2 separate regions of the Mus musculus genome follow, and region 1 is linked to region 2. Evidence: chromatin contacts called from ENCODE Hi-C data. All regions are on one chromosome and are shown on one strand. The core of a region is the stretch at or near the end of the contact, and the rest is flanking DNA. Distances in the headings are between cores, read along the strand shown.

Evidence for each region. A loop is a pair of places that touch in the nucleus more often than their neighbours do.
Region 1: a map of T-helper 17 cell shows a loop between it and region 2 (3-fold over the local background). The contact joins the promoter of Hp1bp3 here to the enhancer-like site in region 2. A Hi-C loop is called at or near these places in 4 of 37 maps with a recorded cell type or tissue (T-helper 17 cell, T-helper 2 cell, left cerebral cortex and 1 more).

The regions. Positions count from the first base shown.
Region 1 is chr4:138,213,215-138,219,629 of GRCm38, reverse strand. It overlaps Hp1bp3 (heterochromatin protein 1, binding protein 3), which reads right to left and starts at 3,018. Exons shown (of 13, transcript NM_010470.3): 1 at 2,890-3,018.
Region 2 is chr4:137,850,623-137,856,818 of GRCm38, reverse strand. No RefSeq gene overlaps it. Among named protein-coding and RNA genes, the nearest start is that of Ece1, 8.6 kb to the left of the region's middle. Within about 2 kb of position 4,043, at least 1 of the 3 ENCODE cell types and tissues checked has a DNase peak (open chromatin) inside an H3K27ac peak, as active enhancers do.

The DNA.
Region 1 (6,415 bases), core at 1,769-4,268, 360 kb before region 2:
GAAGCAAACCACTCCGATCACATCATCCTTTGGGAAGTGACACTGCTGAAGCCACACATGCCCACGCACACAGCCTGAGACACTCAGACAGACAAGCCTGATCACCTGATTGTGACCCCTGGGGTGCACAGGGTGGAGTCATGAGAACCTCCTTCTCAAGGTTGTCTTCTGACTTCAGCACAAGCCCCACACTCCCCATCCCAAGTCAATGCACGTAATAGAAAACACCTAGAGTTATTTAGGGAAAATATTTTTTAAAATGTCGGCCTCACTTCTGAATTTCTTTACTAAAACCACAGAACGCCAACCCATAGTATTTTTTTGTCCTTCTGTAATAGGCTTTGTGGGTTGTTAAGCTCACTTTTTGTTTGAAACATAAGAGTTTCACATGTAATGTAGTCCTGGCTGTCCAGGAAATATGTAGATAAGGCTGTCCTCAAACTCACAGAGATACACATGCCTCTGCCTCCCAAGTGCTGGAATTAAAGTCGTGTGCCACTATGCCCAGCTTAAATTCACTTCTCATTAACAGCTAACAGCATGGATGGGTAGCCAGGACTGCCTTAACACTGTCAGTGTACCTTGTAACAGAACTTTTTGTTCCAACCGTTGACTCTGAATGATAAGACCTTTTAGACAGCTGTATTAGCTCCCTGGCCGGGATATTTTTTGCAGGGATGGGAGTCAAGGGGGATCTTAATAGCCCAGGTTAGCCCACCTCCCCAGTGCTGGCATTACAGCTGCACACCACTCTGGAAGTGGATAGGTCATTTTTTTCTACTGAGTCACAGATACAAAACTGGGTGCCTAAAAGATAACAGGGTCAGAATGAGAGTTCAACAAATATTTGCTAAAGAATGAAAATGGTTCTTTAACCTGGCTTCATATGGTGTGGAAACCAAACTATATTTCCACTTAGGGTTTATCAAGTTCTCCTGTGGCCACAAATTTTGGGTTCTTTTTATTGAATGCGTAAATAGTAACATGACTTACTTTTGACAAAGGAGATGCCTAAATTGTTTTAATACAGGCAGTAAAAACTTGCAGAAGTAGAAAGCCCAATTCCATGGTGGTAGTTTATGCCATTAGAAAAGGCAGCCGGTCTGGGGCTACGGCATGTATTTCAAATTACTGCGTCAGCATTTTTAGCAAGAGTGTCACCATAAACTCCATGTAATATGCATCCTTTCTAATGTCACTAACAGACCAGTAAATCCCTCACACAGCTCCCAGGCTTTTCCTCACTCAGATAAAACATCGTGATTGCTAGCGACTTTCCCATTTCATTAAGTAGCATGTAGTGATATCTATCACGGCCAGGGATAGAGGCCGATCAAACACACAGCTCCACAGGGCTCCAGTTTAGACTTGCATCTGCACAGGCCTCAGTAACTTCCTAGTCAGCGTCCAGGGGTCCACCTCCTAAGTAAGTATGAAAGCTAGGGCTAAGAACCTCAATCTTAACCCTACTACATGTGTACTCTCCGGTGTCAGTTCACAGTAGCACCCCCTGCACTCACACACAGGAGGCTGAGGCAGGAGGAGCACAGAGTCCCAAGGAAGCATTAGGGAGACCACCTCAAAAACAAAATTTGAGAGCAGCTTTGAACAAATCACTCTGAAACTGAAAGCTCGTGGCAGCCTTATATGGCCTATGCTGAAGATAAAATTGAAGATAAAATAAAAATTAAAAACTTCAAACGATTTCCTAATAGCTTCTAGGCCCTTCTGGCTAAGATCAAATGCAGAATGACTCTCTAGACACATTTCACGTCTAAGATGCTTGCGTATGAGGTCCAGGTCTAATAAGACTCGTTCTCCAAAGCAACGGGCAGTCGGAGAAGGGCAGTAAAGCAGCCTGGGGGAGAAGTCATGAGCACTTCTGGCTGTGAAGGAGGGTTTAGCTCAAGGGCGTTAAGGAAAACTGCCTGCTTAAGTCTGGATCGACTCGGGCCTAGGCTTAAGACGGCTGCCACTGACAATCCTGCGCCGGCCTGGGGAGCGCGGCGGAGGCCGGGGGAGGTGTAGGCTCGCGGGGGACACAGAAGCGCAAGGCCGTCGGGGTAGCGGCGGCGGCGACAGCAGCGAAGCGACAGCGCCCAGAGGCTGAGCATCGCCCGGAGGAGCAGCGAAGACAAAGGCGGGAGCGAGCGGCTGCGCGACAGAGAGCCGTGGCGGTGACAGCGCAGGGCTAGCGGGAGTGGGGAGTAAGATGGGCGCGGGACTGCTGAGGGCGGCGGCGGAGGTACCGCGCAGAGACCACGCCGCGCTCCTGGCTGCGGGGACCCGGCGGCGACCAGCGGCGACCGGCGTGGCCTCAGCTCTGCACACTCACCACTGGGGACTCCGTAATGGCGGCCACGGCGGCGGCGGGGGCGGAGAAGCCGGGAGGGCGGGCCCGCCGCAGCCACTCACTAGTGCCGGCATCTTTCGAACCGGGCTTGAAGACAAGTTGACAGTAGGCCGAGGGGAGGAGGGCGCGGCGGAAGTCGGGCCACAGGCCTCGGAGCATGCGCAAGCCCGCAGCCAATAGGGCTCCGCGGCGCACGCCGGAGCATGCGCACTGAGACAAGCACGGAGGGGGGGTGGGCCCGACCCGAGAAGAGCTGCCCCTCCTCCCCAAGTCCAAACAAAACAAGGGCGGGAGCGCGCGCCGCGGGGCCCGAGTGGCCCGCGCGCCAGGGGCAGGGGCCGGGTGGCGGGCGCGACGCGAGAGGGCGCAGCGGCCGCGGCGGACGGACAAAAGCCGCCGGCCTTCGGTGCCCGCGTCCCGCCTCTTGCGCCCGGGCAGCGGCGTCAGCGCCCAGGCCGGTGGCCCTCCGCTACTCACTCGCGCACGGAGCTCGCGCCCACTCCCTGCGCGCCGGGTCCGGGTCCATCCCGCGTTACCTCTGAGCTCCGGCGCCCGCGTTCCCGTACGGCCTCTCGGCGTTGCCGCGGACCACCGATCGCCGACTCGCGACACCGCTGTCCTCCAGGCCGGGCACCGAGCTCTGCCGCCCCGCCCCCCTGCCCGCGGCCTCACGCGCGCGCCCCCGCGCCGGCCCCGCCCCCGCGCGCGCCCGCCAAGTGGGTCCCCGGGCGGGCGCGCAGGGGCGCGACAGGGCGCTCGTGGGGGAGGTGGGGGGGAACGGCGGACGACGGGAGGCAGAGCGTGGCTGGGAGCGCTAGCTTCCTGGCTGCGTCCTGCGTGCTCGGCGCAGTCTCTGTCTCCGACCCCGAGTCCTTCGGGTTTGGGGTTCCAGCCTCCCTTTAGCCCTGGAAGACGGTGCTAGACAACAACAGCCACTTCCTGAGTCCACAGGGAATTGGCAGTGTAGTGAGCAAGGACTGGTCATACACGGCCTGGAAGATGCGTGAGCCGGGCTGCCCCCAGCTTCTTGATTTGCATGCACAGACAGCTTCCCCACCCCCAGCACCCAAAAGAAACCACGGAATTAGAAGGGAGTCGCCTTTTATTTGGCACTTTACGTTGAGATCTGCCTATTCATGTAATGTGCACACCACCGCCTTTGAAAATTGTAGTTCTTGGGGCTGAAGAAGTAGTTTAGTTGTTAGTATGTGTCTAGTCTGAAGAAAGCCCTGGGTGCCATCGCCAGCACCTAGAGCCCAGTGTGATGACGCAGACTCAATAGGTGGCATCAAGAGGATCGAAATTTCAAGGCCATTTTGGGTAGGTAACCAACCTGAGGCCAGCTTGGAATGCACGAGAGCCTGTGTAAAGAAGGAAAAGGAAATGAAGGATTGCAGGTGTAGTTCTTCAAAGCCACTTTGGAAAAATTCAATGTACCTCAAGTAGCCGGAGTCTTGTGGGTATCGGCCTGGTACATGCATGGCACCGCAACTGCAGGTCAATCAAAGCGCTTATTACGGAAACCAATTAGACACACTTTCAGTCCTCTCCACCTGCCAGAGTGGCTGAAACTCCAAGGGTTCTAAGAAGATTAAATAAATCACCCCACCAAAAATTCCTCCCTGGTGAGCGTCTGTACTAGTGACATCACCCATTCCCCTGAACACTGGGATCATGGGCAATCTCTTCAAAGGGATTTATGGGGAGGATCTGAGAGGATTTGGAGAGGAGGGGACCTGATCAAGTATGTCATATGAAAAAAAAATTAAATATTAAAAAGGGATTTTGGTCTTTTTGAAGAATTCTGTTTTAAAACCATCTTTTAATTTTTTATATGTGTGTGTACCTGTTTGTATGTGTTCCGGGTGTGTGCAGATGTCTAAGGATTGTCTGCACTCCTGGGAATTGAGTTAGTAGGTTGTAAGCTGTCTGATGTGGGTGCTGGGAACCAAACCGAGATCCTCTACAAGAGCAAGGGACCTCAGCCACGGAGACACCTGTCCCCATCCCACTTTTATGTATTGGCATAATTGGGAACTTGCTACATTTGGTGTGTGTCCTTGTTTGAGACAGGATCTCTCTATGTAGTTTTGCCTGTTGACATTTCATCTAGGCTATGTCCCACAGTTACCTGGCAATAGCCAGGTGTGTCTAACTCACTAAAAAAGGCGCTTCTTTGCCCCCTCCTCGATCTCTTGCTCTTGCTCTGACCTCTCACCCCTTGCCCCTCCCTCTCCACATGGTCATAACCTGCCCCCCCCTCTTTCTCTGCCTTCCAACTCCCCTCCCCATGCCCTGAATAAACCCTATTCTATACACTACATCCATCTATGGCTGGTCTCTCAGGGGGAAGGGATGCCTCAGCATGGGCCCACAGAGACACCCCCTTATCTCACATTATACCTGGCCTCTATCAAACATATCCCTGGTTTCTCTATTTTTATAAAATACAACATTGCCTGGCCTGGAGCTTACTATGTAGATCAGAGTGGCCTCAAAGTCACATTTTTAAGTCCTACCTCATGCAAGATGAGCCCAATAAGAATTGAGAGACATACAGAGTTTTGCCTAAGATTTAAGAACAAACAAACAAACAAACAACTCTTATGTAGAAGAAAGCAAAATGATAGGACAAAAATTTCAAGAACATAAAACCAAGTTCTTGCCAAAACCTGAGTGTCATACGTTTCAAGAAAATACTTGGAACCTGGTACAATGGGACCATCCCTTTGATCACAGTACTCAGAAGGCAGAGTGGGGCAGATCTCTCGAAGTTCAAGGTTAGCTTTGTCTACTTAGTTCCAGGACAGTCAAGGCTATGTGACCCTGTCTTGAAAAATCAAACCCTGAGGAAGTCACTCTCTAGATTTCAACAAAAGCTAAGGTATGTTTAACTTAGCATATAGCAAGTTTTGCAGAATCCACAGCCTGTTGTTAAGGCAATAATTGTTTTTTTCTCCCTCCCGAGTCCTTAGATGTAGACCTGTAGGACACAAAAGTCTGTTGGACTAAAACTTCATGTTTGTATAGAAAAGAGGGGGTGACTTTAGAGTTAGGCATAAAGATGGATAAAGATGAAGCAACAGCTGACTGACTCGCAGAGTTCCAGCCCAGAACCCAGTGGTGCAGTCACAAGGCTGAGCACAGAACAATGCTTACCGTCTTAGTCATAGCTCATATTTACTTCAAGAGCTCTGAAGAATAAACTTTGGATGTCAGGGAGGGAGAGGTTTCTGTTTCCAATGGAGTGACTCATTTCTTTGCAAGAGTTGTGGTGGCAGGACTGCAGTTTCAGGCTTGGGTTCCTTCAGGGTGTCCAGTATGAATGAGACTGGGGTTGGCGGTATGTCACTTGATTTTCCTGATGTCCAGCCAGAAGACTGGACAGTGACTCTCAATTACTGGCTCTTGAGATGGGAGAGTAACAGAATTGACCATTCATATCTATCTAGAGAAGGAAATGGAGGCTAGGGAAAGGGCCCATAGGAGTTTCTGTTATTGTTTGTGATGTCACTGACGCCAGATAAGCAGTATGCCTGGACACCCTTCCTCCCCATTACACATTCTCCGTTTACTGGTGGCCATAGTTATAACTCCTTTTTAGCATAATAATCAACCTTGAAAGTTCTTCTCAAAACTTTTGTATTCCAGGGTTAGGGATGTATATAGCTCAGTGGTAGACTATTTGCCTGGCCTGAGAAAGATCCTAGGTTCAATCACTAGTAGGGTAAAGGAAGAGACAGAAATACTCAGAATTCTGGAGTCCAGGTGAGATAGCTCAGCTGGTAAAGGAGACAGCCAACAGGCTGACAACTTGAGTTGGAGCTCCAGAAACCAATATGGTTGGAGAGAAGTGACTCCCACATTTACACATATGAACCCCAATAAATAGAAGTGTATAACTCTGAAACACATCTACGCCCAATAGCTTTTGACAAAGGCTTACAAGCTAGCGTTGGTGCGTAGCTCTGCAGAGCACTTGCTCTAGCATGTGTGAGGCCCTGGGTGCAACAGGAAAGAAAAGGATTCTGAACTATGTAGAACAGGTTGACCTTGAACCCA
Region 2 (6,196 bases), core at 2,794-5,293:
ATAAATTTTCTTTCCTATTTCTTTTTTAATGTGTGCTGCTTCATATCCTCTTTACGATTAGGTGTGGATAAACAGGAGAGGAAGGCAGGCATGTGCCACTGTGTCCCCACCCTCACAGCCCTCTTCTGTATTGTCTCTGTTCTCTGCATTGAGCAGCTAGCTCATTCCATTGGGAGGACTGAGCTCAGTTTTCTGGTGGAGCCACTGACCTTGAACTTCCGATCCTCCTGGCCCTACCTCCTGAACTCAAGACTTAACAGGAGTGTGCCACCACACTGCATTTATTTAGTGCTGCATTCCTAGGGCTTTGTCTATACTAAGCAAGCATTCTATGTCACTCATTTCACAGTGTGAATGAGGTGGTCAAGAGTTAGACAGAGACAGATTGTTGGGTATAGGAAAGAGTGTAGGAGCATGGAACTGGGGCCAGGCAGAGTGGCCAGAAGGGAGACTACAGTAAAGCCAGTTTAGCCACAATGACTGGTCACTCCGAGAAGGGGCAATGAGTGCTGGAGGTATTTACCGGGGCAGCAAGAGGGGAGTGGCGAGGGATCTGAAAAGGAGTGAGAAAGTCAGAGTTGGCTTTGTCAGGAGGGTTTCACAGAGTCTAGGTAGTGGGTCTCATCTGTGTAAAACCCCAGGCACAGGAGGGAGGAAGTGCCAGGCCTTTGAAGCTGGGGCAAAGGAAATGCCAGCCGCTGAGCACCAGGAAGGGCTGGAGAGTTCACCCTGGGCCTTCTGGGGACTGCTAATGTTAGAGAGCTTTCGTGGAAAAGGAGCCTTAAGGGCAAGGCAAAGCCTGGCAGGTCCCAGGGCCGGGCAGAGGCTCTACTGGGAAGCCATGGCTGCAGCAGTTACGACTACAGACCTTGGACTGGGGAGTGGGGTGGAGAGAGGCACCAAGCCAGGCGCCCTTGAAACAGAACCAGGTTGTTCTGCCTGCTGAGTCCAGGGCATGGGAAAGGTCAGGGCCACCCTGCCAGTCCCAGCCCGGGGTGAGGGCTCAGGGCTTCTTGATCAGAGCCCCTGGAACTTGAGGCAGACTGGGTTAGTTAGTTAGGTTGTTTGTTTGTTTGTTTGTTTGTTTGTTTTGAGCATTCCTGTACCTAGGCCTCTGAATCTTGCTGCCTGCCTCCATTTCTTCATCTCTGTCTGCTGGGACCTTCCTTGTCCCACATTGGTGAGCTCCAGGCTTCTTTCCTTCCTTCCTTCCTTCCTTCCTTCCTTCCTTCCTTCCTTCCTTCCTTCCTTCCTTCCTTCCTTCCTTCCTTCCTTCCTTCCTCCTCCTCCTCCTCCTTCCTTCCTTCTCCTTCTCCTTCTCCTTCTCCTTCTCCTTCTCCTTCTTCTCCTTCTCCTTCTCCTTCTCCTTCTCTTCCTCCTTCTCCTCCTCCTCCTCCTCCTCCTTCTCTCCTCCTCCTCCTCCTCCTCCTTCTTCTTCTTGAGACAAGGTCTCACTTTGTAGCCTGGAATACTCAGGATCCTCCTGCCTCAGTTTCCCTGGGTGCTAGGGTTAGAGGTGAGCACACTACACCAGTTAAGTCAGACTCCTTGGTTCCATTTGGTGTCGCTGAGCTGACCCAGGAAAGTCTCTTTACTCTCTGGACTTGGTCTCTAAGTTGAGAGTGCTTATCTACACTCTAAAGGGGTGCTTGGAAGATTAGGTTGACTTTAAAAATGGGAAAGACGCCGCATAAAGCAGTCGACCAAAGGTCATGCCTTGTATCTCAGGGACTGGGAAAGAGATCCTAGATACAGCCGTTCCTGCTGCCCATTCCTCTGGACTAACTTAAGCCTGCAGCTCAGGCTGCAGAAGCAGCAGGGAGTGGTCAGGTGTCCTTCAAGCTTGTACCAAGCCTCAGAGCCTTTGTCAAAGCTGTCTCTCAGCTGCTAGCTGCCTGAGTCAAGATGACCCCCATGAGCCTTAGATCTAACCATTTAGATCTAACAGGGAGCAGGTAGGGGCCTTCCCCATCCCAGTTCACCTCCATGCAGCTGTCACACACACATACTGCCTGCCCTATCCTGCCAAGGTGGCTTCCTCTGGTGGTTTCCTCTGCCTGACCCCAATTCCGCAGCCCATTCACAGGGTCAACACACAGTACTCCATAAATGTCAATCAAACTCTTCTCTGCAGAGACGACTGCTTTAGGCTTCATAGGACACCCCCCTATTTAACAGAAGCAATCCTGGGAGCCAGATGGCTGCATAAGGTGTGGCCCTTGGGTTTGGAGAAAGCTCTGTGTGATCTCCAGGTCTCAGTCTCCTTGGCTATGAAATGAAAGGCTGGGCCTCCAGTTTTTGTTTGGATCCCACTGGTCCCTTGGCATCATCTGAGGAGCTATGAGAAGTTCTTGATGGCCTAGCCTTCCTGATCAAGCGACTCCTAATCTCTAGGGAAGAGGTCCCAAAACACAGAAGACCTGGGACACTTTGTATTCATGGATAGAGAACACAGAACTACCACTAGGTGGGAAGCCACTCTTCCTGACAGGATGCAAAGAGCGGGACATAGAGCTATGTGGAGGATTCTGGTCCTGACCTACCTCTTCCTTTCCCAAGCCTGGCATGGAGAGCCTCGCTCAGTGTGTTCTAGGTCACACAGCTGGGGAATGGCCTTGTGCGCTTTCATCCAGCTCTGATGCTGGGAGCTACAGGCCCTTGAGAGAAGGTCCTGGGCAGGTACAGGAGGAGAGTGGGCCAGCAGGTCTCCTCCCAGCCTGTGGTTTTAACATCCGGGTTGGCTGATGTCCCTGTGACCTATCAAATGTGCTGAGATCCCACGGTCTCACAGTCCTCCAACCGCATGACTCATACTGCTTGGGTTGCTGCTGTCTGTGGAGACGCCATGAAGTCATTGGGCCTCAGCCACCTCCTAGCCCAGCACAGGCCTGGGCACCTCCACTGCCCACTGAAGCCCAAGCTCCAGTTGTGGCAGGCCACAAAAGACATGTAGTCAGTGAGCGTGGGCTCCTGGACTAGGGTGGGGTAGAGCAAAAAAAAAACTCAGCCAGACATAGACAGACCCCATGTCTAGGACTTACCCCTCATTGGTGTGAAGTCTAGGACAACCCTCAGCCTTGCATGAGCCCTACAGATGGTGTGTGTGGGGAAGGGCTCCCAGCCAAGTGTGGTGGCTCATGCCTACACTCTAGTACCTGAGAGGCAGAGGTGACAGGATCAGGAGTTTGAGGCCAGCCTATGCTACAGAGTGAGTTCTAGTCTAGCTTGAGCTACTTAGTAAAACCCTGTCTCAAAACCAAAAGGACAGAAAGTAGAGCTCACGGGTCCCGTAATACTGGGTTCCCACCAGGCAAGCATAACCAGGCTAGCCCTCACTGAAGCTACCTCTACTCCTGACCTGTTAGGTCCATAGGGCGTCACTTCAAAAAGGACCTCCTTGGCTGACCTGGGGAGGGTCCCCTTCCTCCAGGTACCTGACCTCATGTCTTCACTGTGCTTAACAGAATTCACACTTAGTTGTTGTTGTTTTGTTTTTGAGACAGAGGCTTATGTAGCCCAGGCTAGCCCCACACTTGCTATGTAGCCTAGGATGACCTTAAACGCCCGACCCTCTTGCCACATCTCCCAGGTACTGAGTTCATAGGTGGGTACCACTGCAGTGATTTGTTTGTTCTAGACAGAACCTCTCTATGTAGCCCAGGCTAGCCTCAAACTCATCATTCTCCTACCTCGCCCACCACCCTAGCACAGTACATAGCCTGTCTTGGTCATGCATTTTAAGTGTACAAGTCAATGATTTTTTTTTTTTTAGTGAATTCCCAGAGCTGTGTGGCTGTCAGAACAATCTGTTTGCTTTCTGTTGTCCCAGACTGTTACCAGCGTGGCTGCATCACCGCAGCTACTCCAGGAAGCAAATGAGGTGGTGCCCCATCTGTGACCTACTGACCTTCCCAGGATGCAGGCTAAGAGCCTAGAGACAGTGGGAGCTCAGCAGAGAGAGAGAGAGAGAGAGAGAGAGAGAGAGAGAGAGAGAGAGAGAGAGAGTCAGTAAGAGCTGGGGGAACAGGCGAGCAGTGAGCCCTTTCTCTGAGCCTACTGACCACAGCTCCTAAGAAACTCCAAGTCACACAGGGAGGCCCCTGTCCCCTGGGGCTGTGACATTAAACCATCAGAATGCTTGCTTCCTTCCAAGGCTGCAATGGTGGACATCTCACCCCCAAGGACTTCCAGTTTGGTGCTTCCGGTTGACAATATCAGGAAGGAGTGATTCCTTTTGGCTCGTGGTTTTCCAGGCTTTACTCTATAGCCTTCTGGTCAGTTCCTTTCAGGCCTATGGCAAAGCAGGATAGCAAGGTGGCAGAAACGGCTTATGTCATGGCAGCGCAGAAGCACAGAGTGGGGAGGGGCTGGGACAGATGTGCCCTTCAAGGGTACATTCCCAATGGCTTCCTTTCCCCACCAAGGCCCTGCCTCCCAGTCTCTACCCCCTCTGATGGGGCTGTCAGATGATTGACAGATGGACTGATTGGGCCAGAGCTATCAGGATCCAAACAACTCTCCCACAGCTTCACCTCTGTGCGTTGTATTGGAGACCAAACCTTCCACATATGTGTCTAAGGTCGGGGAGGGGGCATTTCATATCCAAACCAAATCAGGCCTGCCCTTACTGAAAGATGCTTCGATATAGTGTCCTCCCAGAAGATGGCGAAGGAATTTGCCCCACGTGGAATGGGACATGTGTGTCTTATATGTAAATGGTGTTAGGAATTGTCCACACAGCATCACCTGTATGGTATAATAATCTTGGGCTTTAGCTTTGGGAAAAAGGGGGCATTTCCAAATGAAATGGCCTCCTGTCCTTTGCTTGTGAGTCCAGGGACAGTTCACTACGTTTCCCTTGTTGCTTTGACTGAGAAGGCGCTCTAGCAGTTTCAGAGGACTATAAACTTCCAGAGACTAGCGTTGGGGCTGCTGACCTCCAAGCCAGAGAGCCTTCTCAGGAAACTTAGGGTGAGTGGATGGAGATGTAACTTCCTCTGCTTACAATGGTTTATAAAATGTTTTCTCCCAAGGACTAAGGAATTGACTCGGCAGTTAGCAGAGCCTGTTGCTCTTTCAGAGGTCCTGGCTTTGGCTTTCAGCCACATCAAGCAGCTCTCAATAGCCTGTAACTCCAGCAGGGGGAATACACTGCCCCCTGCTGGCCTCCATAGGTACTAACACATGTGGTACGTGCACACACAGGCAGGTCCACATACATACAAATCCATTTAAAAATTTTTTTTTACCAGTGATCTTTGTTTCTTAGTAGTAGGTTATTGCAGATGTTGCATTTAGATAATGAAAGAGAGACAATAGGAGAAGAATCTAACTGGAGGTGGGCTGGGCTGGGGTCAGAGATGCATCATGGGCAAGCAAGGCTGGAGAAGAAATTAACACTGAATCAGTCAAGGAGAGGAATGGGGCCAGCCTTAACACTGTGACAGAATCAGTCAGGGCAGAGGAATGGGCTAGCCTGAGTGTAGTCCAGGGGACCAAAGAAAGATAGGACAGGTAAGCATCGGGCAGGCGGATGAGATTCTAAGCTACACTTCTGAAAAGGGGCATAAACAAGGCAGATTTGAACTCAGGTCCTCCTGCCAGGCAGGGAAAAGAGCAGCTGGCTAAAGTTCTCAGGGCAGCTGTGGTGGCTTGAATATACTTGGCCCATAGGGAGTGTGGCACTGTTGGGAGGTGTGGCCTTGTTGGTGGAAGTGTGTCATTGTTGGGGGTGGGCTTTGAGACCCTCCTCCTAGTCACATGGGAACCAGTCATCTCCTTTTGGCCCTCAAAACAAGATGTAGAACTCTCGGCTCCTCTAGCGCCATGCCTGCCTTGACACTGCCATGCTCCCACCTTGATGATAATGGACTGAACCTCTGAAGCTGTAAGCCAGCCCCAATTAACTGCTGTCCTTCATAAGAGTTGCCTTGGTCATGGTGTCTGTTCACAGCAATGGAAACCCTGACTAAGACAACAACTGGTCTTCAAAACATCTCTAAATGTATTGGGTGTTGTTGTTGTTTTTGTTGTTGTTGTTTTGTTTTGATTTGATTTAATTTGTTTTGTTTTCGAGACAGGGTTTCTCTGTATAGCCCTGGCTGTCCTAGAACTCACTTTGTAGACCAGGCTGGCTTCAAACTCAGAAATCCCCCTGCCTCTGCCTCCCGAGTGCTGGGATTAAAGGCGTGTGGCC